Linked DNA regions of Homo sapiens: regions 2, 3, 4 and 5 are each linked to region 1. Evidence: read pairs that join two places in POLR2A ChIA-PET (ENCODE). Cell type or tissue: MCF 10A. All regions are shown on one strand. Links, peaks and the distances in the headings refer to the core of each region. The heading gives the core; the rest is flanking DNA. Region 1 overlaps RBBP8 (RB binding protein 8, endonuclease). Region 2 overlaps RBBP8-AS1 (RBBP8 antisense RNA 1). Region 3 overlaps RBBP8-AS1 (RBBP8 antisense RNA 1). Region 4 overlaps RBBP8-AS1 (RBBP8 antisense RNA 1). Region 5 overlaps RBBP8-AS1 (RBBP8 antisense RNA 1).

The links. ChIA-PET counts read pairs that join two places held together with the same protein. Peaks named below come from ENCODE experiments on the same cell type or tissue, not always from the same donor. Only the 100,000 strongest peaks of a DNase experiment are listed, where the experiment ranks them.
Region 2: POLR2A ChIA-PET joins it to region 1 with 23 read pairs; 3 of 35 experiments call an interaction of 5 or more read pairs at or near these places.
Region 3: POLR2A ChIA-PET joins it to region 1 with 34 read pairs; 6 of 35 experiments call an interaction of 5 or more read pairs at or near these places.
Region 4: POLR2A ChIA-PET joins it to region 1 with 20 read pairs; 5 of 35 experiments call an interaction of 5 or more read pairs at or near these places.
Region 5: POLR2A ChIA-PET joins it to region 1 with 13 read pairs; 6 of 35 experiments call an interaction of 5 or more read pairs at or near these places.

The regions. Positions count from the first base shown.
Region 1 is chr18:22,975,861-22,982,332 of GRCh38, forward strand. It overlaps RBBP8 (RB binding protein 8, endonuclease), which reads left to right. Exons shown (of 19, transcript NM_002894.3): 7 at 6,358-6,472. Among named protein-coding and RNA genes, the nearest start is that of RBBP8-AS1, 45 kb to the left of the region's middle. In MCF 10A, for the core only: no CTCF peak of the experiment used is centred there; a DNase peak (open chromatin) is centred at 2,741.
Region 2 is chr18:22,810,849-22,817,320 of GRCh38, forward strand. The region is part of intron 2 of RBBP8-AS1 (RBBP8 antisense RNA 1); the gene reads right to left. The region is part of intron 1 of LOC124904263 (a long non-coding RNA gene); the gene reads left to right. Among named protein-coding and RNA genes, the nearest start is that of RBBP8, 120 kb to the right of the region's middle. In MCF 10A, for the core only: a CTCF peak has its summit at 2,989 (motif pointing right); a DNase peak (open chromatin) is centred at 3,003.
Region 3 is chr18:22,845,874-22,852,345 of GRCh38, forward strand. The region is part of intron 2 of RBBP8-AS1 (RBBP8 antisense RNA 1); the gene reads right to left. Among named protein-coding and RNA genes, the nearest start is that of RBBP8, 84 kb to the right of the region's middle. In MCF 10A, for the core only: no CTCF peak of the experiment used is centred there; a DNase peak (open chromatin) is centred at 2,828.
Region 4 is chr18:22,823,273-22,829,744 of GRCh38, forward strand. All of the region lies in intron 2 of RBBP8-AS1 (RBBP8 antisense RNA 1), which reads right to left. All of the region lies in intron 1 of LOC124904263 (a long non-coding RNA gene), which reads left to right. Among named protein-coding and RNA genes, the nearest start is that of RBBP8, 110 kb to the right of the region's middle. In MCF 10A, for the core only: no CTCF peak of the experiment used is centred there; DNase peaks (open chromatin) are centred at 3,629 and 4,099.
Region 5 is chr18:22,854,204-22,860,675 of GRCh38, forward strand. All of the region lies in intron 2 of RBBP8-AS1 (RBBP8 antisense RNA 1), which reads right to left. Among named protein-coding and RNA genes, the nearest start is that of RBBP8, 76 kb to the right of the region's middle. In MCF 10A, for the core only: no CTCF peak of the experiment used is centred there; a DNase peak (open chromatin) is centred at 2,898.

The DNA.
Region 1 (6,472 bases), core at 489-4,488:
TCTTTTCTTTCCATTATCCAACACTGTCTCAAAAGAAGAATATTTTTCTAGATATGATCTGACTAATGCAGAGCAGAGCAGAGATATGACTAACTTTTAGTTCCCATTTATATAAAGCTTATATACTATTTTTGAAAACTTAGGATTCAGGATAATCCTAATGGCGTTATAGCGTTCCTAAAGATCCTGTTGCGTTTAAGTAGACATCTACAAAAACTTCAGTAAAACTATGTAGATGTAACATTATTTTGGCTTAGAATAGTTATTTTTGTATGAACACATCTCACAAGTAGAATTATCATTCTTACTGGTATACTTTTAGGATAATGGATATCCAATAGAATTCTGATATTCCTCCCATGTGATTGGTCTACTGAATACTGATAGCCAAAGGGAATTTTGAGGAGAAATAATAGTCAGATGAGGAAAGGAACCTATGAGATCAGACTGATGTTATAAAATGTTTGTAAGAAAATGTCAACACTTTCTAATTTTAATAATGCTGTATAATGAAGAGAGAACACAGGACACAGATCCACAATCTGTTACATAGAATTCCAAAACCCAAAAGGTTATTTTTGAAATGTTGTTCACAACCTAACCTCACTGCAATGGCAGAATGCTGTTTATAGTCTTTATCCCACTTCATGTGAGTATTCATATGTTTTGCTGTGAAAATATCAATGTGTTTGATTACAGGATGATGCTTCAGACTCCACTGGAGCTGTTATGTAATTATGTATATATGTTCTGTATTACTGTATTACTTTCATTTTTTTTAAAAAATATGAATTTGGAATCCCGTCTGGTTCCAAGGATTTTAGATAAGTGATTGTTGACCTACATTAATTTATGTGAAGTGATTATGTATGTACGTAGCTTATGGTATTTTGAACACATCAGCCTTGATCTTTATGAGTACCAAAGGGATGAGATACCAAGTGTGTAGAAGTTAACACAGAATTAGATAGACGATTGCCTCAAAAACCAATGTGTATAAGTTAGGTTGAAACTATATCGTGTCATTTGCTTGGTAGAAATATGAATTCTAATTAGTTTAGAATTTATTTTTAGTGTTCTCAAGCACATGCATTTTTCCTGTTGAAATTCAAATTTTAGAAAAGAAGTGAAGGCTAAAGTTTGAAATTACAGGAAAGAGTAATCATATAGATGAGCTTAAGGCATGTATGTTTATTTAGGACATGCTTAGTCAAAAGAGTATAGGAGATGATCTGATTGTGTCTTTTATTCTCTTCTGAAATATAAGATAGTTGTGATTCTCATGAACCAACTTCTTCTGTAGCTTGGTCGCAAAGAAATTGCATTTTGCTCAGCAGTTTTGTTTTGTTTTGTTTTGTTTTTAAAAAAGCAAGTATCATCTTGTAAAGGCAACCTAATTTTCTCTGATCACCTAAACCACTGTCATATTATGCTATTTGTGCCTGAAATTTCCCTGAACTTTAGAAGAAAATATTATTTGACTTCTGCTTGTTAAATGCAGTAACTCTAACTCTTCTGAGCTAGTTTTGATGTTACAAGATGGCTTATATGATAGGGCAGTTATTAGTGACACCAAAATTATTCAGTAAAATTTTGCCACTATAAAGTTAAAAATGTGTATAAAGCTAGGTATTGAGGTCATCATTCTTTTCGTTTTAGAAAATAGATGTGATGGGTCAGTGAAAGTCAAGGGAGTCTATACACGTAAGAGTTCAAAGGACTGTAGAACTCATTGCATTCAACCCTCTTCTAAATTGAATTCCTTATACAGCTTCTTTAACAAATAGCTATTGTTTGAACACGTCTAGTAGAAGTTTACTGTTTCCCAAGCCTATTTAAATTTAGTGAGACAAAATTATTAGAAAATTCTAAGTTTATAGAAATTACACTGCTTATAAGTTATATTTCTTGATTATGACTGCCTTCCAGGACCATCTTAAGCAAGTCTCTTCTCCTGTGCTACTTGACGACTCTTTTGATACATGAAGACAGCTATCATGGCCCTCCTGAGTCTTGTTTTCTCTAGAGTAAATATCCTCTGTTCATTAACTGTGGCATTAAATATCCTCTGTTCATTCATGTGGCATTACTTCAACTCTTCAAACTGTGAATTTTTAAAAATGTTTTAGTTCGTCAATATCTGAATTAAGAAATCAATATTCTAGGTATAGCCTGATCAGTGGAGCAGTACTGCCACCTCCCCTACAATGGCTATAATGTTACTTCGTTAAGTTTAAATTATGTTTTAACTGGAAATGTAAGTTCTTCAGAGTAGAAAAGGAAAAAAGCTGAATATTTAAAACTTTTTTACAGACTCATGAAGGGAAACCCCAGATCCATAATTATAGGTCTTTAGGGAAGAAACCAACTAAAACAGTTTTGACAGGAGTTTAAGAGGGAGCAGAGGTCCATAAATCAAACAGCTCAAGCCATCAGAAGGAAAAGTGAAAGGAGGACAAGTGTGCATAATTAATTTAACCAAAAGCTGTGACGTGAACTCTTTCTCTCAGAAAATCAGTGAGACTAGTGTTTTAAAGGATGAACTTGGTTAACATATGGAGTTTTGTTTTTTCCTTTTATGACAAAGGAAGACAAAGCCAGCACTCATTTACTTAGTTTGGGCACCTCTAGTTAGAGCTAGTTTTGTTTGTTTTTTTGTTTTTTCCTTTTGTGATCCCAGCTTCTTCCACATTGACTCTGCCAGGAAATCAATTGCTTCTCGTGACTCATTCATGTTTCAGGTGGAATTTTTATGACTAATAGGCAAGCAGGCTGTGACGTGATTAGTTAAAGCTAGGTCAGATAGATTTCACACTCCATTAATTTATAAGCCTTTCTCATATGACTTTAACTTACTGTTTTTCCAGAATAAGAAAATTACAGGAAGAGATTAAAAAATTAGATATCAGATCTATTGCACAGAATGGTGACTTAATAATGATTGTATATTTCAGAACTGCCAAGTAGATTTTAAATGTTTTTACTACAAAAAAAAGATAAGTGTGTGAAGTGATAGATGTTAATTAGCTTGATTTAATCATTCTACACTGTAAACATGTATCAAAACATTTTGTTGAACCCAGTAAGTAGATACAATTATTATTTGTCAATTAAAAATAAAATTTGGCTGGGCACAGTGGCTCATGCCTGTAGTCTCAGCACTTTGGGAGGCCAAGGTGGGCAGATCACTTGAGGTGAGGAGTTTGAGACAGCCTGGGCAACATGGTAAAACCCTGTCTCCATTAAAAATACAAAAACTAGCCAGGTATGGTTGCACGCGCAGCTGTAGTCCCAGCTACTCGGGAGGCTGAGACACAAGAATCACTTGAACCTGGCAGAGGTTGCAGTGCGCTGAGATCGCACCACTGCACTCCAGCCTGGGCAACAGAAGGAGACTCCGTCTCAAAAACATAAAATAAAATTTTAAATAATTTTATGTTTATTTTATTTTATGTTTATGTTTATTTTATTTAAAATTTAAAAAATTTTAAATAATTAGACATTAGCTCTAAAGATTGTTCCTTGGTATAAAATGTAGGATTAAAGCCTACAAATAATATTGGTATCATTCAGGAAATTAAAGTGTAAATCTTTTTTGGGAAAAATTAGTCTTTGTCTTCCAATTAATGTTTCTTAAAAATCTCTGTTGGTCATAGTTCATACAGTTCTCACTATATAAGCTTTTATTTGGAAATAGTATTGCAAGTTGATACGAGTCTAATAGGACAGACTGATTTGGTCATGTAAAGCCTAAATGTCTGACAGACTGGTAACAATTGGTTGGCAAATAAGGTCAGTAATGGTTTGACATGGGAAAGTCAATTAACTTTATTTTTACTCAACATTCACAATTCAATTCAAACCCAATCTTTCAGTTACAGTTGATCCTGAATTGAGTTGGGCAAGAACATATGCCTAGATCCACACAAATTTATTCTCTAGTGGAATCTGGGAATGTCTCCTATTCACTCAACAAATGTTTACGCCATACCTACTGTATGTCTACTGTGGTAGGCTCTTGTGATTCATCGGTTAACCAAAGATCCCATCCTCTTAGAACTTATATTCTAACAGGTGAGCAATAGATACAATAAATAAATTGCAGCTGGGCGCCGTGGTTCACGCCTATAATCTCAGCACTTTGGGAGGCCGAGACGGGTGGATCACTTGAGGTCAGGAGTTTGGGACCAGCCTGGCCAACGTGGTGAAACCCTGTCTCTACTAAAAATACAAAAATTAGCCAGGCATGGTGTTGCACGCTTGTAATCCCACCTACTCAGGAGGCTGAGGCACTAGAATCACTACAACCCAGGAGGCAGAGGTTGTAGTGAGCCGAGATTGGACCACTGCACTCCAGCCTGGGCAAAAGAGCAAGACTCAGACTCAAAAAAAAATCTAAATAAATAAAAATGAGTAAATTGCATACTATGTTAAAAAGCAGTAAATGCTGTGGATAAAGTTTATAGAGCAGAATAACAGGGAACAGGAGTACTAGGGTGTGTGAAGGGAGGTTGCAATTTTAAACGGTAAAATTCCAGCAGACTTGAAGGAGATTAGAGAGATAATTAGGTATGTAGGTATCTGGGGATGAGCATTCCAAGCAGGTGGAACAATTGGTGCAAAGAACCTAAGGTGGGAGTATGCTTGGTGTGTTTGGGGAACCTCAAGGAAGAGAGTGTGGCAGGAGTAGAGTATAATAGGAAAAAAGGTCAGAGAGGAAAAATGGGAGGGGCACCATCAGGTCATGTAGGATCTTCATGGATCAAAGGACTTTGGCTTGTGTTCTCAGTGAAATGAGCAGATGTGACAGGGTTTTCATGAGATTTCATCCATATGACTTAAGTCTTTTTGGGGTTTTTTTTTTTTTTTTTGGAGACAGGGTCTCACTGTGTTGCCGAGGCTGGAGTGGAGTGGCATGATCATAGCTCACTGCAGCCTCGACTTCCTGGGCTCAGGCAACCCTCCCACCTCACCCTCCCAAGTAGCTGAGACTACAGGTGTGTGCCACCACGCCTGGCAAATTTTTTAATATATTTGTACGTAGCAATAGGGTTTTGCCTGGGCCTCCCAAAGTGCTGGAATTGTAGGTGTGAGCCACTTATGTCTTTTTTTTTTTTTTTTTTTTTTTTTGAGACGGAGTCTCGCTCTGTTGCCCAGGCTGGAGTGCAGTGGCACGATCTCAGCTCACTGCAAGCTCCGACTCTGGGTTCACGCCATTCTCCTGCCTCAGTCTCCCGGGAGCTGGGACTACAGGCACCTGCCACCACACCCAGCTAATTTTTTGTATTTTTAGTAGAGACAGGGTTTCACCGTGTTAGCCAGGATGGTCTCGATCTCCTGACCTTGTGATCTGCCCGTCTCAGCCTCCCAAAGTGCTGGGATTACACGTGTGAGCCACCGCGCCCGGCCCCAATTTATCTCTTAATAGGACTCTTGTGACTGTTGTTGAGAGTAGACTATAAGGGGGCCTAGATAAAAGCAGTAACAGAAACTCAAATTTTGAAGCCTTCTTGTAGACTATGGATAACACATTTGGTTAACAATGTGTTATTGTTAGGGTCTGACTGCTGAGATTTAAATCCTGACTCTGTTACTATTTTAGTAAATGACTTCTGTATCTTCATTTCCTCATTTGTAAAATGAAAGTAGTAATACCTCACAGAGTTGTGATAATTAAACTCATAATTTAAATAGTGCCGGGCAGTGTAAACACATAACAAAAATTGGTTGTTATCATTGTTAGTGTTCTCATCCTGTATTTGTCAAGCATGCTAATTCTACTACCATGATGTTTAACGTTCTTTCCTTTCCATATGTACTTAAAATATTCTAGTTCAGACCGCAGACAGAGCGGCTTGCCTGGACTATTATAGCCACTAATTGATTTCCTTGCCTCCTGTCCTTCTGTCCCAATCTTGCACAATACTGTTAGATTGTCACATTATATCCAAGCTCTAAAACCTTAATTTCTTTCCTCTTGCTTTCTACATTATGTGCACATTGAGCTCATGGCTCTCGTTCATGTAATTCCAGCTTTCCCTTCTCCAACATAAGTACACAGTACTGCATGCCTTTCCTCAGACTGTGGGTTCTCTCCTGATCTTGTCTGCAATTTGAAATACTTTTAATTTCACCTGAAGTGCTATTGACTATACTTTCTACTTCACTTCTCACATAGTATTTCCCACTGGGTACTGTAATCATTCGTGTACTTATCTACTTAGGTTTGGAACATTAGATGCAAGGGATTACATCCCTTAGAGCTTCATGTTTGTGTTCTACTGTAACTCCATGCCATGTAGTAAATGTTTTAATACTCATTGAATTGATTTTCTTTCCATTGTCATTCTTCTCTAGGAATGATCAACAGCATCAAGCAGCTGAGCTTGAATGTGAGGAAGACGTTATTCCAGATTCACCGATAACAGCCTTCTCATTTTCTGGCGTTAACCGGCTACGAAGAAAGGAGAAC
Region 2 (6,472 bases), core at 998-4,997, 160 kb before region 1:
AATTTTGTCAAAGGCCTCTTCTGCATCTATTGAGATAATCAAGTGGTTTTTGTTGTTGGTTCTGTTTATATGCTGGATTACATTTATTGATTTGCGTATGTTAAACCAGCCTTGCATCCCAGGGTTGAAGCCCACTTGATCATGGTGGATAAGCTTTTTGATGTGCTGCTGGGTTCAGTTTGCCAGTATTTTATTGAGGATTTTTGCATCGATGTTCATCAGGGATATTGGTCTAAAATTCTCTTTTTTTGTTGTGTCTCTGCCAGGCTTTGGTATCAGGATGATGCTGGCCTCATAAAATGAGTTAGGGAGGATTCCCTCTTTTTCTATTGATTGGAATAGTTTCAGAAGGAATGGTACCAGCTCCTCCTTGTACCTCTGGTAGAATTCATCTATGAATCTGTCTGGTCCTGGACTTTTTTGGTTGGTAAGCTATTAATTATTGCCTCAATTTCAGAGCCTGTTATTGGTCTATTCAGAGATTCAACTTCTTCCTGATTTAGTCTTGGGAGGGTGTATGTGTCGAGGAATTTATCGATTTCTTCTAGATTTTCTAGTTTATTTGCGTAGAGGTGTTTATAGTATTCTTTGATGGTAGTTTGTATTTCTGTGGGATCGGTGGTGATATCCCCTTTATCATTTTTTATTGTGTCTATTTGATTCTTCTGTCTTTTCTTATTAGTCTTGCTAGCAGTCTATCAATTTTGTTGATCTTTTCAAAAAACCAGCTCCTGGATTCATTGATTTTTTGAAGGGCTTTTTGTGTCTCTATCTCCTTCAGTTCTGCTCTGATCTTAGTTATTTCTTGCCTTCTGCTAGCTTTTGAATGTGTTTGCTCTTGCTTCTCTAGTTCTTTTAATTGTGATGTTAGGGTGTCAATTTTAGATCTTTTCTGCTTTCTCTTGTGGGCATTTAGTGCTATAAATTTCCCTCTACACACTGCTTTAAATGTGTCCCAGAGATTCTGGTATGTTGTGTCTTTGTTCTCATTGGTTTCAAAGAACATCTTTATTTCTGCCTTCATTTTGTTATGTACCCAGTAGTCATTCAGGAGCAGGTTGTTCAGTTTCCATGTAGTTGAGTGGTTTTGAGTGAGTTTCTTAATCCTGAGTTCTAGTTTGATTGCACTGTGGTCTGAGATACAGTTTGTTATAATTTCTGCTCTTTTACTTTTGCTGAGGAGTGCTTTACTTCCAACTATGTGGTCAATTTTGGAATAGGTGCGGTGTGGTGCTGAGAAGAATGTATATTCTGTTGATTTGGGGTGGAGAATTGTGTAGATGTCTATTAGATCTTCTTGGTGCAGAGCTGAATTCAATTCCTGGATATCCTTGTTAACTTTTTGTCTCATTGATCTGTCTAATGTTGACAGTGGGGTGTTAAAGTCTCCCATTATTATTGCATGGGAGTCTATGTCTATTTGTAAGTCTCTAAGAACTTGCTTTATGAATCTGGGTGTTCCTGTATTGGATGCATATATATTTAGGATAGTTAGCGCTTCTTGTTGAATTGATATCTTTACCATTATGTAATGGTCTTCTTTGTCTCTTTTGATCTTTGTTGGTTTAAAGTCTGTTTTATCAGAGACTAGGATAGCAACCCCTGCCTTTTTGTTTGCTTGGTATATATTCCTGCATCCCTTTATTTTGAGCCTATGTGTGTCTCTGCACGTGAGATGGGTTTCCTGAATACAGCACACTGATGGTTCTTGACTCTTTATCCAATTTGCCAGTCTATGTCTTTTAATTGGAGGATTTAGCCCATTTACATTTAAGGTTAATATTGTTATGTGTGAATTTGATCCTGTCATTATGATGTTAGCTGGTTATTTTGCTTGTTAGTTGATGCATAATGTAAATGTTATGTATTATGTGCCTAATCATCTGCTGGTTCAGTTTTTTAATATTTGGATTATTTAGTATCTGGTTTTGTTTAACGGAACAGGACTGTGGTCAGAACAATGGCATGGTCAACCGGGATGCCCTCCTTCTGCAAGATAGGGAAGGGCGGGTGCTACATGACTGTGGGAACCAGGTGTCTGGCAATTGGGATGGTAACTGTCAAGAAATGCAAGTGTCTGAGGCTTTACCCTACTGGCAAGCTAACTTGTTTTATGGATGCTGTTAGAAGATGCAAGATTCCTGGATCAGGGAAAAGGATTTTATTACCTAAGCCACAGGAAGCAGCATGAACTTCATGCTTGCATCAGTTTCCCTTGCCCATCAGGTCACACAGGGGCAAAGTAGAGATTCCCAGGTTGGTGCTGTATACACTATGGGTTTCTATCACAGTTGAGTAATCTCAAGCTTAGGAAACCCAAATCTTATAATGGGCTGCAAGCAAACCTGCTTAACCTTTGCTCCAGAGAGAGACATACTGAACAAAAGCAAAGCTCTACTCTGGAGGAAGACACTATCTCTTTTTTCCAAGACTTTTCACTATAAAACATCCTTGGAAAGGTTGTCTGGAACAAAGGGCTGTCAGTGCCTCTGTTCACTAGCTGTGCAAGAGATGTATGTAGAAGTAGAATTACCTTCAACAGTGACTTAGCAGGTTCTGAAAAAAAAACCTGGAGTCACGAAATATCAGCCCATTTTATCATTCATCTGCACCAAAAGAAAATGTTGGTGAAATTAAAATTTAAAAACCCAACTCTCTACTCCCTCCCTTTCAAAAAAATTTAAGCAAAGCATGCAGCCTGGTACACAGTAGGCATCCAACAAGTGCTGATACCCATTCTCAGGCTCCCCACACATATCCTCTCACATAATTTTGGTGCTCATTTATTCTTTTCTTTGACATATGCTCTTATTTTCATTGTTTTCATCTTTATAAAAAATATTGATGTTGCAATTATGATTCGCAAAGGAATATGTCCTAGATGACCATATTTATAACTTCCCCAAAGGTCCAAAGAACTTTTTTGGATGTTTTGTACTGGAGTTGGTCTTGAGTTTCTGCACATGTGATACACTAGGTGGTGCTAATTGACTGAGCTGAGCAGGGACACTCTTTGCAGCGACGTTAAAGACTAAACCTCACTGAATAGATGTTTTTACAGACGTCAATCAAAGGAGGAAATCTCAATTATTAATAACTGCACTTCTTGAAGATATAAAGAGAAAATGCTATTAATAACGATCATGGTCTTTTCCTTCCCAAATTATTTATAATTACCTGCTTTGCCAAGGACAGAATTCAGCTCTAATTCTGCAGACATTGTCAGGTAATTGTTACGTTCAAGAAAAGCTCTAGCCTGAGTGAAATCTCCTAAACTAGAAAGTTGCCTTTCCTGGAGGAGCAACAATATGGAGAAATGCTTTGTAGAGCAAGGCAGAATTTTCTTTCCAGACCCAGGCAAGCTCAGGCAAGAACCTAAGACTACAGCCAGGTGTAGGGGAAAAAAATTCCTCAGCTGGTCTAGATCAACAAACCACTAAATCACTAAACTAAAGGGCTCCTTTACTAATTTGTCTTACATGGTCAGAAACATAATTTCAAGAAAAAGAAAGTCTTTATTTGAATTTATTGTTCAGACTAAAAGCGAATTAACCAGCAGGTAATCCAGGGCCAATATGAAACATAAAGGAAGATTTATATGAATCATACTTCCTCTGCATTGTATTACAGGAGAAATATAGTTCTAATTTGTAAACGTTCAAAGCATTTCTGACCCTTAAATAACTCCGATTTATAAAAGTAAACACACAAGCCAGCTTTTACTGTCTTTGTCTTTTATGAGTGCCGATGCATTAGGCAGCATTCTTGCAATGCCACACCAATGTGCCCCTACCAAGTAAGGTCAAAATAATAACTGTTCCAATTCTTTTTGTTGTTTTTTTTATAGAGATGGAGGTCTCACCATGTTGCCCAGGCTGGTCTCCAGCTCCTGGGCTCAAGTAATCCTCTCACCTCAGCCTCCCAAAGTGCTGGGATTATAGGCATGAGCCATCACACCCAGCAACTGTTCCGATTCTCAATGACACCTCTGTCTAGTGGAAATCCCACACCAGGTCTTTAGTTCTCCATTATATAAGTCATGAAACTGTCTTTATGAATGGCTGCACCTGGAAGTTTGATGCCTGAAGGTTTTTTTATGTAAACTGGATTATATTTAAGTAAAGATATCCACCCCATAGCTGCAAAGGACTGTCATCAGTGAAAGGAGAAGTTAAAAAAAAATAGAAAAAAATATATATATAGGTAGATATAAATTATTGGTAATATTTTAGTTCTCGAATGAGTAGCATCCATTATATTCTAAAAGCATAAATAAGCAAATAAAATAAGAAGGCCATTCATGAAACAATGACAATAATATTTTATGAAGCAAGGACTATAATTAATCCAATTCTATGTACTTAAATAAATAAACAGAATAAGTCAAAGGTAGCATAACATTCCACATCCATGTGACCCAATGCCTAAACATCTGCCTGTAACTACTCAACTCAGTCCTGGGAAATAACGTGGGCAAAAATAATTCAGAATCAGGATGTCTGGTTCTCCCACATTGGTGGGAACTTGAGTGAGGAACAGTCACGCTGATAATCTTTTTTTTTTTTTTTTTTTTTTGATACAGAGTCTCGCTCTGTTGCCAGGCTGGAGTGCAGTGGTGCAATCTCGGCTCACTGCAACCTCTGCTTCCCAGGTTCAAGTGATCTTCCTGCCTCAACCTCCTGAGTAGCTGGGACTACAGGCACGTGCCACCACGCCCATCTGTATTTTTAGTAGAGACGGGATTTCACCATGTTGGCCAGGATGGTCTCGATCTCTTGACCTCGTGATCTGCCCGCCTTGGCCTCCCAAAGTGCTAGGATTACAGGCATGAGCCACTGCGCCCGGCTGCATGCTGATAATCTTACAAGGCTTCAGGTCAGAGTAAGGGGACAGGTGCCTCCTTCCTGAGGAATGAAAATGTGCAAGGATCAGAAGAAACATCAGAAGTCATGTCCTGGTGTTATGGGATCTTTGGGGTGTCAATTTTCTGGCCAGAAACCTCTGTGGCCACAGCACCTTTGCCCAAGCTCTTGTCCTGAATCCAGGAAGAATGAAGTATGCAGACAAGTGAAGGGTGAACAAGACAAAAATGAGCTTTACTGAGTGTTACAACAGCTCAGAGGAGACCTGCAGTGGGTAGCTCCTCTCTGTAGGCAGGTCATCTATGGAGTTTTCAGTTCTCAGCAGAGAGGTGGCCCTGGAGAGGATAGCTCCTCTCTGCAACTGGTCATCCTGATGTCTGCAGCTCTGCAGCTCTCCCCCAGAGAGGAGGCCCTGGAGATGACGGCTCCTCTCTGCCAGCAAGTCGTCTCTGCAGCTCTCAGCAGAGAGGATAACTCCTCTCTGCAACTGGTCATCCCATCATCTGCAGCTATCAGCAGAGAGAATAGCTCCTCTCTACAGCTGGTCGTCCCATCCTCTCTTTCTCTCCCCTCTTTGTTCCTCTGGCCATCCTCTGCCCTGCTCTGGCTGAGCCCAGGGCTTTTATGGACCTCAGAGGGGAGGAAGTGTGTGCCTATTGGTCCATGGGCAGCCATGGGTGGTCCAGAAGAGGCACCACGAGTCCCCACTCCCATCCACAGGACTGGCAGCCCAGATCCAAGCCTTCAGGCCCTTCCCAGCCTGAAGGTGGGGCCTTAATGCGGGCTGCCCCCTTCCACCCAGGACTCTGCCTCTCGCTGCCATTCAAGGCCCAGGGCTCGGCCCCAACCCCACTCAGATATCCCAGCAGACACTGGGAAAGGAGAAGGGAGGGTTTTTCCTGGGGCCCCCAAGGTACAGGCTGCAGGGATGCCAGGGTCCTCCTGCGCCTAGGAGAGCGGGAGCTCCAGCCCCATCAACTCGGAAATGGGCTGGGCTCCTGCTTGTCCCGGCTCCTGCTCCATGAAACAGGAGGCCCAGGTCTGCAGCCTCGGGTCTGGCTGCTGCAGCTGCACCCAGGAGGGCAGATCCTGCCTGTTTCCGGCCCCCACCCAAGATCACTGGGAGGCTCCGATCCATAGCTGCAGTTTGGGTGGCTATAGCCCCACCCAGGAGGGCAGGTCTTCTGCCTGCTCCATAGAGCAGGAGGCCTGGGTCTGCAGCCACAATTCGGGCAGGGGCAGCGGCACCGAGGGAGCTCCCACCCCAACTCAGAAAGGGCGTGGCTCCCACCCGCTCCATGGAGTGTGCAGCCCCAGCTGCTCCTCCCTGCTGCAGCCGACGTGATGGCAGCAGCCACTGCCATCACTGGAAGAATGCCAAGTTCAAAGTCTGGAGCTTCTACAGCAGCACCTTAAGCAAGAGAGTTATACAAAGGTCAGTGATCCCAGTATGAGGTCAGGAGAGTAAAGAACAGATATAAGGCATCCTCCCTGCAAGAGACCCTCTACAGCCAGACCCTAGGAGTATAATGGCAAAAACTTGGGACTAAAGGTAAGCTATAGAGAGACATGGCTCAGAAGATGAGAAAAAGCATTCTCTAGCTTTGCTC
Region 3 (6,472 bases), core at 995-4,994, 130 kb before region 1:
TGACATACTAACATAGATGTATTATTACACTATTATTTTATAAAAGAAGATATATATACTTTTATGATTTTTTTAATTTAATAATATATCATGAACCTCTGCCAACTAGATATATGTAGCTCTATCTCATTCTTTTTCATGACTCTGTTCCATTCAGTGGGCATATCAAGTTTATTTACCTGCTAATGAATATTTAAATGGTTTTAAAATTTTTGTAATGGGTATGCTGGATCACCTGAAGGCATCTTTGCCTATCTATTTTTGTACAAATTTGGAAGTACTTTCTTTAAGGTAAATTCCTATAATGGAATTTCTTGATGAAACAGTGTAATTTCCTATGTAGGGGCAAACTGCTCTAGAAAGAAGTGTTATCAATGTACATTCCCACAAATAATGTACGAGAGGAGAACACTAGGTGGTGCTAAGCATGCTAATTTATATTTATTATGTCGCCGGAACTGGTGAGGCTTATTATCTAGTTTGGGCCTTATCCCCAAATAAAACTAGACTAGTGCTGATATAAAGGATTTCAGATCTTAAGTCAGGTCTTCCTCGGTCTCCCGTCAGACTTATCACATGCAGTCCCAGAGAGCAGAATAGTCCCAGCATTTGGAAATAACAGACGAGTAAATTCTGGCTCAAAAGGACAAAACTTTCTAGTAATCAGAATTTTCCCATAAAGGACTATGTTGCCTATCAATTAGAAAAGCCCTGTCACTGTATTATAAATGGTGAACAACTGAAAGCTGGATGACCTTTTGTCAATAAGTAGTTGGACCTGATGACCTTTAAAGTTTCCTTCAGATTCAAAGGCTCACAAACACCCAGATTTGAAGGGCAAGAATTAGGGTTAAATCCTCCCACAGGCACTTGCTTCCCTAGACTGTTTTCTATCAGAGTAACATTTTTTATGTCTTCTCTGTCCTCTATAATTGAATATTTCATTAAGTTAATTTTCATAAGTCTAGGTAAGTATCCCTCACAGAGCTCAAGGTCAATATTTCTATTTCCATTAACTAATTCATCAGGTATTTTCTGAGTCCCTACTATATACCAGGCAGAATACTAAATTCTGGGGATCTGACAGTGAGCAAAACCAACAATTCCTGCCCTGTGGCATTTACAGATTGTGCTTATCAATGTAAGCTACATTTGAAGACAGCCATAAAGCATTTATTTTAACTGCCTATAGAATTAACTGGATAGGCTGCCCAGTAAATCAGAATATGTTCATTTAGAAAATCAGAAACATGAGACATGTTTTTAAACTATTTCTCACTGCTGATTTTTTCAGTTAACATAAAGCAAAACAGAGAGCAAAAATAATTACCTGAGAATTTGAGGCAAAGTAAGAGCCAAAGCAATTATCTCATCCAAAAGTAAAACAAAGAAAAACATGTTTACCATGATTGACCAGGAAATTGCACCTGCATTCTATTTCACCTATGGATAGGTCTTCCAAGGACCAAATTCTAAGATAGAAATCTCTGAATATTCTAAGGTCATAATGACTTTCCTGGCCCCAAACCTAATGTCACATTTCTTCTGACAGGCTACAGAAACAAGAGAAAACAAAAAAAAAAAAAGGTCCACAGGATGGCTTGGGTTGAATTATGTGTGTTTATGAAGGAAAGTGTCAACTAGACCACATGTGTCAAGGGGAAAAATATCATAAAGAATTTCCCAAAGAAATCCTTGAGCCAAAACCCTTTCTTAAGTAAAAATATCATCATTTCAGGGCACATTCCTCTCCTGTCATGCATGCATGAGCAGACTGCTTCCTGCTGAAAGCTCATTCTGAAAATGAAATGCAGTCCCTATGGTAAGCCTAGCTTTCCATAAAGGCAGGACAGAGTAAACAAAATAATCCTCACTTTCAGTTCCATTTCTTTACTTTAGGTAGGATCTAGAATGTTCAGGGAACAGGAATTCTTCGGGAAATTCTAGCTCTTTGAAATATAGCCACACAGTCAAACTTGGCAAAAGGTTTTAAAATTGTATTCTTAAAAAAACTATATGAAGAAGCTTTTATAACTCAGTATATTTTTTAAAAACCAATTGTTTCTTTATAAGTTTCCCAACCCAACATACCATGCAAATCATTATTTTTACCTTATGATTCAAATGTATCCTTGACCACATGTAATGGGTAAAGCCACAGAGACATGATCCCTCTCCTACAACTCAGAAGCTAACTGATTTGGTGTTTAATTTTTACTTTACATGATATTTCTTTTGTTCTTATCATTCTCAGGAAGAGTCCTATAGCCTGATATGCAATGTACACTTTGGTGGTTTTTGGATGCAACCAAAAAAATTGTAAATTTTGTACCATTTTTGACATATAGAAACCACAGTTTCACATGATTCAGCTCAGGAAAGGACTCATCTCTCTAGACCTGTTTCTTCATCTTAAACTTGGGGATGTTCAATAAGACGAACTCAAAAGTCCTAGGTTTGCTATTCTATGATTCTACAAGTTACAGGATCATGTTCATATAAGGATATACTGGGGAACATATGCATAGGTGACATTTGCTATTATAATTTCACTAAATAGGGAAAAAAATCAATTCATTTCACAAGTGGTTATTGAGCATCTACTTAGGACAAGGCCCTATTAAAGAAATAATTTTTTGATATGAAAATGATAGGGCTTTTTATGGAGAAAAAACTCTAAAATATTTGGGGGGCTTGAATTCCTTCAGCTTTAAGCCAAATTTAATTTTACATTTGTCAAATACTTGGTTATGCTTAGGAATTCTAAGAGGATTGCTTAATAAGTACAGTCATACCTTTCTTCTAATGCCCTGGCCTGAGTCCATGAATAAGAAGGGAACAAGCTGCCCCATAAGAGTTTCACAACTTCTTTCAGGCACTCACTCCATTATATAGGGAAATTTATGAAACATACATGTGCCAGATTCTCCCAGAGTAGGTGTTCCCTTTATAAGTAAGTGATAAGCCACTAAAAGTGCATTAACTCTTTTAGTCAATAAATCATTCATTCCACAAATATTGCCTGGGTGTGTATTATCTCAAACACTAGGCTAGGATTCAAGATATGGGAATAAACAGACTCTGTCTTCAAGGAGCTCGCAATCTATTGAACAAAATAGAAAAGTAAACAAATACTTGTACTACCTTGTCACAAGTATGTAAAAAGTATTATAATGGCACGAAGTAAGCATCAGAGGGCCTATTTCACAAAAAAAGTGACATCTGAATTGGAATGTAAAGACATGGGAAGGAATCACCATAGGTGGCAGAGGGGCAATGGGGCACAGGATGAATACTACAGGTTAATTGAACAGGTTATGCAAAATATGAAGACCTGAAATAATATTCTATATTCAGAGAAAGGTGAGAACACCTATAGAGTGTGAGGAAAAGATATTAAAGAAAACAAAATGGATAAAGCAGATTGGGGCTAGCTTTTGAAGACCCGAAGGCCTGCTGAAGAACACCAACTCTATTTTGTATGTAAGAGAGAACCACTGGGGTGCCTTTAAAACGGCAGGAGAGCAACATGATCCAATTTGAAAGGTCATTGAATGACAGTGTGGAGGATAGTTTGAAAGTGGGTAAGCTCTAGTCAAGATCAGCTAAATGGCCATTCTTTTTTTTTTTTCTTTTTTGAGACAGAGTCTCGCTCTGTCACCCAGGCTGGAGTGCAGTGGCACGATCTCGGCTCACTGCAAGCTCCGTCTCGTGGGTTCACACCATTCTGCCTCAGCCTCCCGAGTAGCTGGGACTACAGGTGCCCGCCACCACACCCGGCTGATTTTTTTGCATTTTTTAGTAAAGACGGGGTTTCACCATGTTAGCCAGGATGGTCTCGATCTCCTGACCTCGTGATCCACCTGCCTCGGCCTCCCAAAGTGCTGGGATTACAGGCATGAGCCACCGCGCCCGGCCGGCCCATTCTTAATAGTACGGAAAAGAGATGAGGAAGGACGAAATTTAATAGAGTAAAACACTAAATTACCACTGACTAACACCCAGAAACTTAAAAGCATTCACGTATATCATTAAATCTCGAGTTCCATCTATTCACGAATTGATCAATCTCAAACTATGCAATGACAAAACAACTAGTTTAACTGATTTTTTTTGCAACAAATTGGCCAGTTTTTGTGTCACAGCATAGAGATACTTATCTGTTCATGAACTGCCATAAAATAATTTTCAGCTGGGGAAACAAAAAGCAACTTTCTAGCTTATAGAAGGATTTTTATGATAAAATGGATGTCCAAATGGTATTTGTTCCACACGAGAAAAGAATCTAAAATTGAAATTAAGTTCTCCTATTTGAGTATCACATTAACTCAATATAATAATTTTCTATGTAGAGAGAAAACTGTTTGCAGGGATAATCCAACAGTAGAGAAGTGAAATCTGTGAGTTTATTTGAAATCTTTTGGGCAACTCTTTGCAGCAACAGTGCCATCTTCCTACATTTTGCTTAGATTAATTTTAAGATTTATTTTTCTTATTTGGAACACATCTGTAGGAAGCAAGGAGCATGCAAGCTAGGATATAGCAAATCTGAGAGTTAGCATTTGTGACAGATAATACACATGTGCATTATACACAAGACAAAAATAAAATTTTATTCTCAATTTCTAGATATTAGATAACTAGATGGTGGTAGTTCCATTCTAGTTATTAGAAAACTATTTAGGATTGGAAGAACTGAGGTGGTCAAATGAAAAAAGTGAATTAGTTGCATTCTTACCAACTGTGGAGCAAAGAAACATGTTTCTCATGGCCCAAGGCAGGCTTGAATGAGAAGGAAATCTGGGGATCTACTTAGATAGTGCCAAGAAAGTGCCAGAGATGGATGCCCTGGAGATGAGCAAAGAGAGGTCCTGAAGTCACAGGACTAAATTCCAGCACAGTGGAATAAAACAGAAAAAAGAAAGGAGTACCTACATAAGAGAATCAGTAGGTTTGGGAGAGTGATAAAATCTTAACTTTTCTATTTTAACAGTGAAATCTTTTGCAGAGCAAAAATTTTGATTTTTGAAGTCCAATTTATCAAGTATTTATTTTCTAGATCATGCTTTCAGTATTATATCTAAGAATTATTTGCCTACCCCAGGTCATGAATATTCCTTCTCATGTTTTCTTCTAAATGCTTTATGGTTTTCCTTTTTTTTTTTTTTTTTTCTTTTTTTTTGAGACGGTGTCTCGCTCTGTCGCCCAGGCTGGAGTGCAATGGTGCAATCTCGGCTCACTGCAACCTCCACCTCCCAGGTTCAAGCGATTTTCCTGCCTCAGCCTCCCAAGTAGCTGGGACTACAGGCACATGCCACCACGCCTGGCTAATTTTTTTGTATTTTAAATAGAGACGGGGTTTCACCGTGTTAGCCAGGATGGTCTCGATTTCCTGACTTCGTGATCCACCTGCCTCAGCCTCCCAAAGTGTTGGGATTACAGGCGTGAGCCGTGCCCAGCCTGGTTTTACATTTTACACTTAGAACTATGATCCATTTCTATTTACTTTTTTAAAAAGGCATGAGTTTAGGTGGAGGTTAATTTTTTTTACATGTCTATATCCAATTGTTCCAACACCATTTGTTGAAAAGATGATCCTTTTTCCATTGAATTGCCTTTGCAATTTCATAAAAAATCAATTGGCCATATTTGAATGAAGCCAATTTCTGGACTCAATTCAGTACCACTGATCTACATGTCTATCCCTTCACCAATGCCACACTATATTGATTACTATAGCTTTGTAGTAAATCTTAACATCAGTGTAAGTCATCCAACTTTCTCCTTTTTTCAAAATTGTTTTGGCTATTCTGGTTTTTTGTTTGTTTGTTTTGTCTTCCCATATACATTTTAGAATTATTATATATATATTGAGAATATGTCTATTTCTTCTTTCAGTTTTGTCTATTTTTGCTTCACGTATTTTTAAAGTCTGTTAGGTGCACACACATTTAGATTTGTATGTCTTCTTGGTGAATTTACTTTTATATTATTACATGATGTCTCAGTTTATCCCTGGTGATTTTCCTTGCTCTGAAGTCTACTTTGATTATTAATATATTTATACCAACTTTATTTTTATTCATGTTTAAAATGTGTCTTTTCCCATTCTTTTTCATTTAACCTTCCTATATCTTTATACTTGAAGTATGTTTCTGGTAGACAGCATATAGTCGAGTGATACCTTTTTACTCATTCTGATTATCTCTATTTTAACTAGTGTGCTTACACCATTTACATTTAATGTTAATATTGATATGTTTGGGTTTAGGGCTACTATTTAATTATCTGTTTACTCATCACTCCTTATGTTTTTCCTTCCTCTGTTACCCTTTTTTTCTTCTTCTTTTGGGTTACTTGAGCATTTGTTAGTATTCTATTTTAGTTTCTTATTATTTCACTTTGGGCTGTGTGTGTGTGTGTGTGTGTGTGTGTGTGTATGTGTGTGGTGATGACTGTTACAGTAAACAAA
Region 4 (6,472 bases), core at 1,425-5,424, 150 kb before region 1:
CTAAGTACTCTCACAGGACCTTGAACTTCTTTAACACATTCTGCCATAACAAAGTTGCCTTTTTACTTCTCTAGAAACTAGACTGTAAGTATCAAGAGGTGGGTATGGTGTGTATCTTGTTCACGATTGCATCCCCAACCTCTAAAAAAGAATGATTTTTGAATGATTGAATCAATAGGAGAATGTAGCTTTACAGAGAAAGAGAAGCAAACTAACATATAAACTAAAAATGCCTCTTCCTTAGAGAATGAAGGAAAGGATGAAAGAGTATATGCCTTGCTTTTGTTAGTTCTTGACAGAAAATGTTAGGCTTAATCAAATGGCATAGCCTCAATACTTGGCCATTTTTTACCTACAAAAATGACAATTTAATACAGCTCAACTTAATACATTTTGATGGTTTGACCTACATTCACAAACTATCAAACCTGGAGAAACCCAGTATCCTGATACCAAAGATGAAAGGCTAGAGCCAGACCACTAATCTTTAACCCCATTCTCTTTTAATCAGCAAATTTTGAGAAATGAATGAAGTATAAATATTGATGCATAAGACAGGACTGAAACATTTGAAGTTGAACCACTTTTAGACAAGACATGCACTGAACTGGGTGGCCTAAATTCTGAGACAAATGTTTCTGATTTCCCTGGGCGTAGCCAGAGATTAAGCCGATATTTTTCTTTAAAAGACTATCATTCATCTTCGACTAGTTCATGGGAAAGGAAGCCTCTTTAGAAGAAGGTACAGCGACTGGTTAACATACAATGTATTCATTAAAACCTCATATGCCAACTGGTGCTTAATAACTACTTTAAAAAATATTCATGGTGACAGAAATGGAAAGATTTAGTGCCTTCATATGAATAAAAATGTTCAGATTCTTTATTAAAGTTTGCTTTAATAAAGTGGCTTCTTTTTTAGGATTGTTATTCCCCTACCATGTATACTAATACATTCAAGAAAGGTAGAGAGAACTTAAGGTATGTTCTATTTCATATTCACCTCCAATAAAACCACTAAATTGGATGAAAACTAGAATTGTCACTTATTCTCTAGCAACCAAATAAATTTTATAAAGCTAGACATTGGTCCTAAATTTTCTTTATATCATCTTTTATTGTTAACATGGTTAATCTCTTCTCAAATAGGGAGGCTATGTATATTACCAAAAAAAATTGGAGCAATGAAAAAAAACTAGTGAAATCAAGCAATAGCCAAACTGGATCATTTATGCTCCAAATGTTCTTTTCATCCGCCAGTGTTTTTTCTCCAGACATAATCTTCCACATAAGTACAGCCTTATGCTAAACTGACATAATTCCAATGTTACTAGTTGGTTTTGTCAATTTAGTAGAGTAAAATCCAGTAATTTGGGATTAATGAAACAACTAATTGAACTGTTACTTTTCACTGGCTGTGTTAATTCAATGTGATACAACACTGTCATATGATCAGGTCAAACCTAGAAAGAATTCATTTGCTCTAAAAAGTGGGCAATTCACCCATAAGCACAGAGTATTATTATAGAAACTTTTTCCCCTATGATCTAATACTAGACAATTTGAGCCACTGTGTTAAATTAACATCAAAATATACATTCAGACCAGAATGGTAGCTTACAAAGATGAACTCTTTTCTCTCTTGTTCACTTTTGTTTGCCTAGTGCCTACATTGTAAGCATTCAAATAATATTTGTTGAATGAGTTAATTAATGAAAATTATTATCATCAGTTGCCTATCCTATCCAGACAAAACATTTTGTCTATAGAAAATATGACCAATAAATAACATTCTATGTGTCAGGATCTCCCAACATAAAGACTTCTAGGTAATTACAAAACTGAAAAGCACTGTTAGCCCCAGTACTGATTTGGGTTCCAGTCAGTGGCTTCCAAACTTAGCATGCATCACGCTAGTTAAGAACTAGTTAAAATACAGATTGTTGAGCCCCAGGCCTAGAGTTTCTGTTCAACAGGGACCTGATAATCCTCATTTCTAACAAGTTCCTAAGTGAAGCTGATGCTTCTGGTCCAGAGACCACATTTTGAGAACCGTGAATTAAGAAAATCAGAGCACTTACTAAGAATAGTCTTTATTTTGCTGATGATATATTTTCCACAAAAATCATGTCTACAAGTAGTAGATTTCTTTTTTTTTTTTTTTTTTTTTTTTGAGACAGAGTTTTACTCTTGTTGCCCAAGCCAGAGTGCAATGGTGCCATCTTGGCTCACTGCAACCTCCACCTCCCGAGTTCAAGCAATTCTCCTGCCTCAGCCTCCTGAGTAGCTGGGATTACAGGCACGCGCCACCACGCCCGGCTAATTTTTTGTATTTTTAGTAGAAACGGGGTTTCACCATGTTAGCCAGGCTGGTCTCGAACTCCTGACCTCAGGTGATCTGCCCACCTTGGCCTCCCAAAGTACTGGGATTACAGGCATTCTTGTACAAGTAACACAACCTTATCAGTTCTCTGGAGTTTACTTTGTATTAACCTCAATGACATCCAACAGTATCTTATTAGTTCAAGTAGAACCTGTCAATTTGATGGAAAGAAGCAACTCTGCAAGCACATCATTCTTCTTGACACTACAATATTACCCAAAAATTCCTAGTTTAAATTTGCTTTAATAGGCATTATTTCTTATACTAAGTTTAGATGCCTTTCCTACTATAAGACTATCTAGATAACATTTGTTAGAGAAAGCATTAACAAACTTTGTTGCTCTTCATCAAACTGAGGTATGTATGCCAGGCCAGGCATATTAATAGTAAATACCTCCAAATGATAATAACAACCTATATTTGACAAAATGTTGGCACACTGGCAAAAACTACATTTATAGTCATACTGTTTCTAGCTTCATCTTTGGAGTCTAGCCATTGAGACACACCTATCTTTGTTAAAGATTTTACAGATACTCATAAAGGCTAAAAAATACTCATCTTTTAGCAAAAGCACAACCTCTTGCAGATTTTGGAAGCATGAATCTATTAATGCTTTTTTAATAAAAGAAGTATTAAAGAGAGGTAGGATCTATAGCTGCTCTAGTGGGAAACTTAAAAAGTAATTAAAGAACAATCAATCAGTAGATTTACTAACCCACACCTTTCTCTGAAAAGTATCACTTTATTTTGAAGCCTTATATATCTCAATAGAAAAGTGAAATAGAGAATTGAACATTTAGTCTGTCAGTTATTCAACAGGACCTCAATGTAGGGGTGTGTGTGTGTGTGTGTGTTGGCGATGGGGGACATGCCTGCAGGAATGACATCATTCTGCTTTTCTCCTCAAAATATTACCTGGAAGAACATAGCTTTACATTAACCATGCCAACACCCGCTCATAAGAGTCCTCCCTCCTACCCAGGGAAAAGTGCTAAGCAAGAAATGATTTGCTTTAAATACTGCCAAGGTTGAGTATCTAAGGACTGGTTCAAGTTGCACATCCAGCAAGGAAGCAGGCTTGAGGCAAGTACAAGCATCTGAGGAAAACACAGGAAGGCTTTTTGACAACCCCGTTGGGGATTTTTTCAAAAAGACTTGCAAGATGCCAAGTTAATCTTGAGGCTTCTTGCCTCACTTCCTTTTATGTCCTTCCCTGAACAGTTCTTGTATAAACTTGTCCTCGGGATGTCTTTCCGCCTCCTATAAACTCCCACCTCTGGGTAGCCTTGGCACCTCTGCCTTACCCCAAGGCCTTGAATTACTTGCCTATTTCCACATCTCCATGCTTTAAAAAAACTTCCCTTCAAGGTAGGAATGCAAGATACACCACATTCTCCTTTCTGAGTCAGATGGAGATGGTGGTCATTTCCAGGCCAAGTCGACTTTCACTCAGGCTATATCCCCTTTTTCACAGAACTTCCTCCCCTCTGGAAATGAGGATAAACTACCTTGACAATTAATTACCTGGAGAAGGCCAAGTGAGAGACTCAATCTTTTGAAGAACCAGTTCCCAGATCATTTTGATTTGGAGCAAAACCCTGAACCGAATCCACAGCGAGAAAAGCCAGCATGTCATGCTGCAAGTTGCACTTCTCCAAGTGCTGCTAGCTACCAATATGTCTTAGTCTGCTCAGGCTGCTATAACAAAATACCACAGACTGGATGGCTTACGCAACACATACTTGTTTCTCTTTTTTTGCAATATGGATAAGTTGAGAATTTTCCAGTCTGCAAGTTCTGCTTCTGGAATTGCTTAACAATTCCTTCTTTAATTCATCTCTGTCTTCTCATAGTTTACTATCAGTAGTCAGGAGGAACCAAGCCACTTTTTCCACACTTTGCTTAGAAATCTCCTCAGCTAAGTATCCAATTTCATTGCTTACATGTTCTACCTTCCACAAAACACTAGCACATAAACACAATTAATTGAAATTTTTGCCACACTATAACAAGGATTACCTTTCCTCTAGTTTCCAATATCATGTTCCTCACTTCTCCTGAGACCTCACCAGAATGGCCTTTAATGTCCACATTTCTATCAACAGTTTATGATTATTTATGTATTCTCTAAGAAAACAAAAACTTTATCTCCAGCTTTCCTATTTTCTTTCTGAGCCCTTACCAGAATCGCCCTTATGTGCACCTCAAAACTCTTCCAGTCTCTACCTGTTGCCCAATTCCAAAGCTGCTTCCTCATGTTTAAGTATTTGTTGCAGGGGCATTCTCTCCTTGACTCCATCTGACCACTTCCTCTCCCAATTTCCTTGTTCCCCAACTGACAGTAATTCTCTTAGTTTTCCATAATCACTCTCTTTATCCTTTCATCTCCCATTATTTGTGGAACACACTCTAGTCTAACTCTTGTACCCTGATTCCACTGAAACCAATCTTTTCATTGGTAAAGATCTCCTTCTTGCCAAATTCAAGAAACAATTTTTAATTTTCATCTTACTCATCCTCTCAGCAGCATGAGACATAGTTGATTACTTCATTTTATTGAATCACTTATTTTTGGGTTATTGTTGGCTTCCACAACATATATTTCCCTGTTTTATTTCTTATCTCACCAGCTACCTCCTTCTCAGTCTTATTCACTGGGTCTTTCTATTCTTACTGAAATGGAAAAGGTGAAATACCCAAGAGCTGAGTCCTCAGATTTCTCTTCTTTATTTGCTTTCCTCCCTAGGTGATCTCATCTAGAGTCATGGCTTTAAATAACATCTAGTCAAAATCACATCTCACAGAAGTCTTTCTTCCTCATCAGTTTCTTACCCTGTTTTGTTTTTCTTCATGGCAATTATCAGGGATCTAGAACTAGAAATACCGTTTGACCCAGCCATCCCATTACTGGGTATATACCCAAAGGATTATAAATCATGCTGCTATAAAGACACATGCACACGTATGTTTATTGCAGCACTATTCACAATAGCAAAGACTTGGAACCAACCCAAATGTCCAACAGTGATAGACTGGATTAAGAAAATGTGGCACATATACACCATGGAATACTATGCAGCCATAAAAAATGATGAGTTCATGTCTTTGTAGGGACATGGATGAAGCTGGAAACCATCATTCTCAGCAAACTATCGCAAGGACAAAAAACCAAACACCGCATGTTCTCACTCATAGGTGGAATTGAACAATGAGAACACATGAACACAGGAAGGGGAACATCACACACCGAGGCCTGTTGTGGGGTGGGGGGAGGCGGGAGGGATAGCATTAGGAGATATACCTAATGTTAAATGACGAGTTAATGGGTGCAGCACACCAACATGGCACATGTATATATATGTAACCAACCTGCACGTTGTGCACATGTACCCTAAAACTTAAAGTATAATAAAAAAAAAGAAATTATATATGTATATATTTAAACTTATTTATTGTCTTCCCCATGAGAACAGGAATCTTGTTTGTTTTGTTCTCTGGCATATCCTCAGAAACTAGAACAGTACCTGGCACATAACAGGCTCTTAAAAATATTTAATAAATGGATGCTATGAAGAGGCTTTCATAGTTTTTTTTTTTAATTCTTACCTCCTAAAAGATAAGAACAATTGTTTCAGTCCCTATCCAACTCCAGTTGTGCACCAGATCTTGTCCCCTTTCTTCTACTTAAGGACTTTGCTCCTGAAATCATCCACTTTCTCTTTTTGCATCATCAGTCTTCTCTTTACTCATCATACTTTCTTTATGCTACAATATGTCCCATTATACTTATCATGTTTTCCTATATTATTTATATCTTTATTGATTTATTTTCTCTTGTTCCCTTATAATGTAAGCAATATCAGGACAAGTACATTATTTTATTCACTGGTGTATCCCCAGCACTAGAATAGTAGTAGCAAGCATTCAATAGATGTTCTATAATAAATCAAATGGATTTAAATACTGGTTTGCTTATATGTCTCTCCCACTAGAAGCTATGTTCTTTTAAAATAAGGACCACGTTTTATTCCATTTAAATCCCCTTTGCCTAGCACAATGCCTAGTAAGTGTTCAATCTATTTATGA
Region 5 (6,472 bases), core at 1,168-5,167, 120 kb before region 1:
ACCCAGTAGCTGCTGTTCTTGCTGTCACTGCCCCTATCACAGCACAATTGCCTAAAGACTGGCAGAAGAGAATGGAGTAGAGACTTAAAGGAGAAAGAGTAGGAGAAAAAGAAGAGGAGGGAAAAAAAGAAGAGGAGGAGCTGGGGGAGAGAAGGAGGAAGAAAGGGGATTTCCAACTCTTTCTCTAAATATTAGCTAATCTTTTCCTGGAAGAATTAGAGGTCTCCTCCTGGAGCTCTCTGTGTCTATGTTCCCTTTTTGGTTTGGGTTGCCTTAAGTTCAGGTTAGGGGTTACCTAGAAACAAGAAATGGTTATCTTATCACCTATTTGGTGGTACTTTGAATTCTGTACCACTTTCTGCTTACTATTACTTTTCAAATAGGAGTTGAAAATACTTTTCAAGAAGCACATTCTAATTGAACCAGAACCGTATCTTATCTGGAACCATAAACATAATAGACAGTTGTATAAATTGTGTTTGCATTTTCAAATAATTCAAATTGCAGTATGGCTTCCAATAAACAAATATTTGTTTTCTTCATTTGCCTAACTATAAATAACCTAGTTCCACTACATGTGAAGTTTATTATCCATTGACCCACCAGAGGTACTGCTGTGTCTTTAGAAATCAGAAGCATTCTTGGCCGGGCGCAGTGGCTCACGCCTGTAATCCCAGCACTTTGGGAGGCTGAGGTGGGTGGATCACGAGGTCAGGAGATCAAGACCATCCTAGCTAACATGGTGAAACCCCGTCTCTACCAAAAATACAAAAAATTAGCCGGGCGTGGTGGTGGGCACCTGTAGTCCCAGCTACTTGGAAGGCTGAGGCAGGAGAATGGTGTGAACCCGGGAGGTGGAGCTTGCAGTGAACCCAGATGGCGCCACTGCACTCCAGCCTGGGCGACAGAGCAAGACACCGTCTCAAAAAAAAAAAAAAAAAAGAAATCAGAAGCATTCTTATTAATAATTTCAAAAAATAATTATTTGGCCAATGTTATCTCTACTTCCTTCTACTTTTTTCTATTTTACTAAAGGACTATGATAAATACAATTACATGAAGATATAATTTGTATTTAGGATAAAAAATTAATATAGTATTATGTTGTTTGATTTGACAATAATTCGAATCTCTACATGGCTGGACCATTTGATTATGCATTTAAAGCAACAATAGCATAAAAAGCCCCAACATATCAAAGACTAACCAACTAAATAGCCAGTGATATAAATAAAGAACCATTTTTAGAAGAAGTCTATGCTGCTGTTTAATATTTTGAATCACTCCACAATGCTGAAATCATTTAAAGAAAAAAGATTTTTATTTTTATGTGCCTGGGTTTCCAATGCTACTTATACTTACTAAATTATAAGACCTTCATGGTCTTTCATAAAATTAAAATTCCATGAAAAAAGTATAGGTAGGAGTTACTTCTCCTAAAAGGTATGTCTTATCTATCTAAACAGAGTGCTAAACACTCGTTGAGACAAGAATCACATCTTTGTTAATATATGCTAATAAGGCTACGAATGCCTGGAAAATGGAACTGCCAAAGTGAAAAAGAATCTGGGTAATATTCCTGGGCACTAAAGGAAACAGAAAAAGCCAGACCAAGAAGAAAGATCTGATAGATTTTGTGTATTTCAAGGCATGATGGAACTGGCCAGAAGTGGGGAGGAGGAGTTGAATGAAATTTAACTATTAAGAATATGATAGGAAAAAAAAGAGTGGGTGCAAATGAATATAACTGGCTTTTCAGATAACAAAGAGAACAAAATGTATCATTCTGTCTTAGCACATCAATCTGTTGATAATAGTTTAATAAAACCCATTTGTTCCTAGACTTTTAGAAGTTAGAAATGCAGCACATTTTTACTATGTAAGTGTTCCTTATCCAATAAAACTTTGATTACATAGCATTGATTTTATTAGATTTGTACAAATTTTTCCCAAAACTCCCTCTTACTCTACTTGTGAAAGACAAATATGGTTTGAAATGGAGACACCAAATATACACTGTTTATCCCAATGGATACTTGTGGAACTATAATCTTTAAAAATGCTGAAAGGGGGAGGTGAATTTCCACCGCTCACTCAAATTGAAGTGGGGGAAGTGATCACAGTGAGAATGTGTATGGAAAGCCCACAGTAACTGTTAAGGTTAAGATCACAACTTGCCAATTTAGGGTTTTTAGAATGACCTAGCTATCTGATATATAGGTAGGAAACCAAGAGTTAGTAAATGGACCATATGTTTATAAGCAGAGTATGTTTCCCATGGAAAAAAAATACAGATTTCTCTGTGAAGCTGAAGTAGCCTGTTCTCACTCTAACCTAGTTATTAGAGTCCAACCATATTCTTCTTAGGATTTCCTAAGTACCTAGAATGGTGTTCTACATATAGTAAATTATCAATATAAAAGAATAAAATTTTTACTTTTTGTAGTCATATTATGTGTGTATGTATATATATACATATATTTGATTCAATTTAAAGTATCCCAGTGGATTTTGTCTAAAAACACAAAGAATAGGATATGAAGTTTATAATCTACTGACAGTCCCAAATATACTATTTTACTTGCTTTAATCACCAACACCAACCTTTGAACATAGTGGGCAGTCAATAAATATCTGGAGGATGAGGGTATGAATACATGTATTTGCCAGACTATAACCCCTGATGAAGGAAAGGGATTGGCCGATTCTTTATTGTGGCTCCCTACACCAAACATTCTGAGCTAGCATACCCACAATGAAAGAACATCATCTGAATGAAGCTTCACAATTGCTCTCTCATTACCACTGGGCTTCTGGCATCCAGCACACCTTGGAGTCCTAGTGTTAAGGAATGTATTCTGAGCCTCTGCCGGCACAGGCATGTCACAGTGATGCTTCTAAAACAAACCAGAGCTCAGGTTTGTTTCAAGTCTTCACATGCTTTTGATGGAAGGTGTGCTGGCAGCTGTTGTCATCATTAGCCTTGTGGCAATACTTTTTCCTTTAGTGTCTTATGTTTCATATGAAAGCTTAAAGCTCATTAAATAGGGAGGAACTTTGGAATATGTGCCAATGCCAAACAGTAAAGTTTTTATTTTCTCCTGTTATAACAGCTTTAAAGTTCTGAATTTCCAAATCTTAGTCCCCAACACCATTCCAAATTTTAAATTCGATAATGGGGTAGGAGCAGAAGGATACCAATTCCTTTTCCTGACTTTACAATCTTTACCAGAGATCTAGTAAGTGAAAGATTTAGAGCCTGCTAGAAAACTTGGGTGTGGAATTCTCCTGTAATCCTGGCATTTATGGGATGAGTGAGCTGTCCATCCATGGTTCTGTAATCTAGACAGTTGAGATATCTGAATCTGAATGCTCAACCTAGTACAGTCTTCCATGGTATTCACATTTTTCTAGCAGCTGACCTAAGTGATACATTTTAAAACGCACAATAACTAATGGTCACTAAGCACCTACTTACTATGTGCCAGGCAATATCAAAAAGCACTTCAAATGTTAAAATGCTCACAAACGCTCTCAGATAAATATTTATCTCCATTTTACAGATAAGAAAACCTAGGATTAAAGAGGTAAGTAACTTGCCCAAGTTTTTATTCACTATAAGGAGACTTTTTAAAAAGGTTAATTAGTACTACTTAATATTATAGGTATCTTCTAAGGCAAGAACTATTATCTATTTCATCTTTGTATCCTCCACCATATCTAGAGCAAAACCTTACACATACAAACTTCTTAATAAAGGTTTACTGAGCAGGCCAGTGTGTTGGCTCATGCCTGTAATCCCAGCGTTTTGGGAGGCCAAGGCAGGAGGATCACTTGAGGCCAGGAGATTGACACCAGATTTTGAGGTTACACTGAGCTAGCCTGGGTAACAGAGCAAGAAAACGAAAGGCCCCATAGTTGTGGAGTACTATATATTTATTATGTATATTTCTTTCTCTCTCTTTCCCTCTCTCTGTTTTAAATTTTTTCATATTAGAAAATAAGTTTAAGTTCTAGAGCCTTCCAAGTCATTCATACACACACATACACCCACTCATTTGCCAAATTTACTTGGGTCCCTCTGAAACCACAAGTAGCAGCTGCTTAATAGGTGAACTTCAACACCAAGCAACAGGTTGGGGCAGGTAATTAAGAATACCAAATCCATTTGAAATTGCAGGGGAAATTTAGGGAAGTAGAACGTATTTATCAGAGTTGGAATTTGGCCAGGATTCTAAAGAAAACACCAATTACCCTTTGATAATATAAAATAGCATATAAACACTGTTTAACTGAATTTCTGACTAAGGTTAAGAATTCCAGAGACTCACAGAAGGGACACATCATTCCTGGACAAATTCTTCCATTGAGAAAGTTCTTTATACTTCCATAGTAACCCCCTTGCCTCTCACAAAGAAAACCTCTTGTTGTCAGGTTAGTAATGAAAGTGAATTCTAATAAACAGAGCTGGAGCAAATAAGAGGTCTTTCTAGCACTACTAGCTATTGTGCACCTTAGATTTAGATATCTCCCTTCCACAAAGTATCACAACCTCACATATCTCAATGTAGAAGACACTTCAAGAGAGCCGATTTCATCAGAATGGCAACTTTCTCAGACAGCTCCTCTCTGCCCAAGATAATTTAGGTGTGATCATGCTTGACATGAAGTATGAATTCGGTAACTTTCTAAGGTCTCTAACCACCTTCAAGTTAGGAATTCTATTAAGGGACCTAACCAAAACAAGATAAAAAAGAGAGGGGTCTATAGATTTAAGAGATATAGTGACTAAGTACAACATGTGGACTGTGTTTGAAACCTATAATTGAAGAAATTGAACACAGATGGAATACTTGATATATTTTTAATTTTCTATTAATTTTAAGTATAATTGCAACGATTATATTTTGAAGATATACACACTGAAGTATTCGTAAATGAAATTCTGTAATACCTAGTATTAGCTTCAATATGAAAAAAGATAGGAAGAAGTTAGTGGGTAGATGTCCATGTGTTGATAATTACTGAAGCCCAGTGATGGGTACTTGGGAGTTCACTACACTATTTTCCATAGGTTGTGGCATAGGTGAAATAGATCATTGTTCAAGTGCAATTTCTGTTAACACAATTTTCTCTCTTTTAGCAAATGAAAGCATCTAAGAATGCAAATAAATGACAGTGATTTTTTATAGCAATAATCTTGAATTTCCACTATTTCATAAAATAAGTAAACTTTCTAAAACTTAATATTCTAAAACATTAACCCTCATACAATTGTTTAGTTTTTGTTTAAAATTTTCCATTAAAATAACTTTAAAAAAGATATCCTGTACCCATTTTCACCACTCCTATTTAACATAGTACTGAAAGTCCTAGCCAGAGCAATAATACAAGAGAAAGAAATAAAAGGCATCCACACTGGAAAAGAGGAAGTCAAATTGTCCCTCTTTGCTAATAATATGATCTTATACCAAGAAAAAAACTAAAGACTCCACCAAAAAACTCTTATATTTGATCAATGTGTTCATTCAATTTGCAGGATACAAAATCAACATACAAAAATGAGTAGCAGTCGGGCGCGGTGGCTCATGCCTGTAATCCCAGCACTTTGGGAGGCCAAGGTGGGCGGATCACCTGAGGTCAGGAGTTCAAGACCAGCCTGGCCAACAAGGTTAAACCCTGTCTCTACTAAAAATAAAAAATTAGCTAGGTGTGGTGGCGGGCGTCTGTAGTTCCAGCTACTTGGGAGGCTGAGGCAAGAGAATCACTTGAACCCCAGAGGCAGAAGTTGCAGTGAGCCAAGATCGCACCACTGCACTCCAGCCTGGGTGACAGAGTGAGACTCCGTCTCAAACACACACACACACACACACACACACACACACACATCAGTAGCATTTCTATACACCAATAATGATCTAGCCAAAAAAGAAATCAAGAAGGAAATCCTATTTACAATAGCTACAAATGAATAAAATACCTAGGAATAAATTTAACCAAGAGGTGAAAGATATCTACAAGGAAAACTACAAAACATAAATGAAGGAAGTCGAAGAAGACACAAACAAATGAAAAAACCTCCCATGCTCATAGATCGAAAGAATTAACAGTGTTAAAAAGACCATATTGCCCAAAGCAATCTAAAGATTCAATGCAGTCCCTATCAAAATACCAATGTCCTTCTTCATGGAATTAGAAAAAAAAAATCCTAAATGTATGTGGAACTAGAAAAGAACTGATTAGCCAAAAGAACTGATTATCCAAATCAATCCTGAGCAAACAGAACAAATCTGGAGGCATCACACTACCTGACTTCAAATATAAGACTAGAGTAACCAAAACAGCATGGTCTGGTTATAAAAGTAGATGCATAGGCCAATGGAACAGAATAGAGAACCCAGAAGTAAAACTACATATTTACAGCCAACTGATCTTTGACAAAGCCAACAAGAATTTACACTGGGGAAAGGAT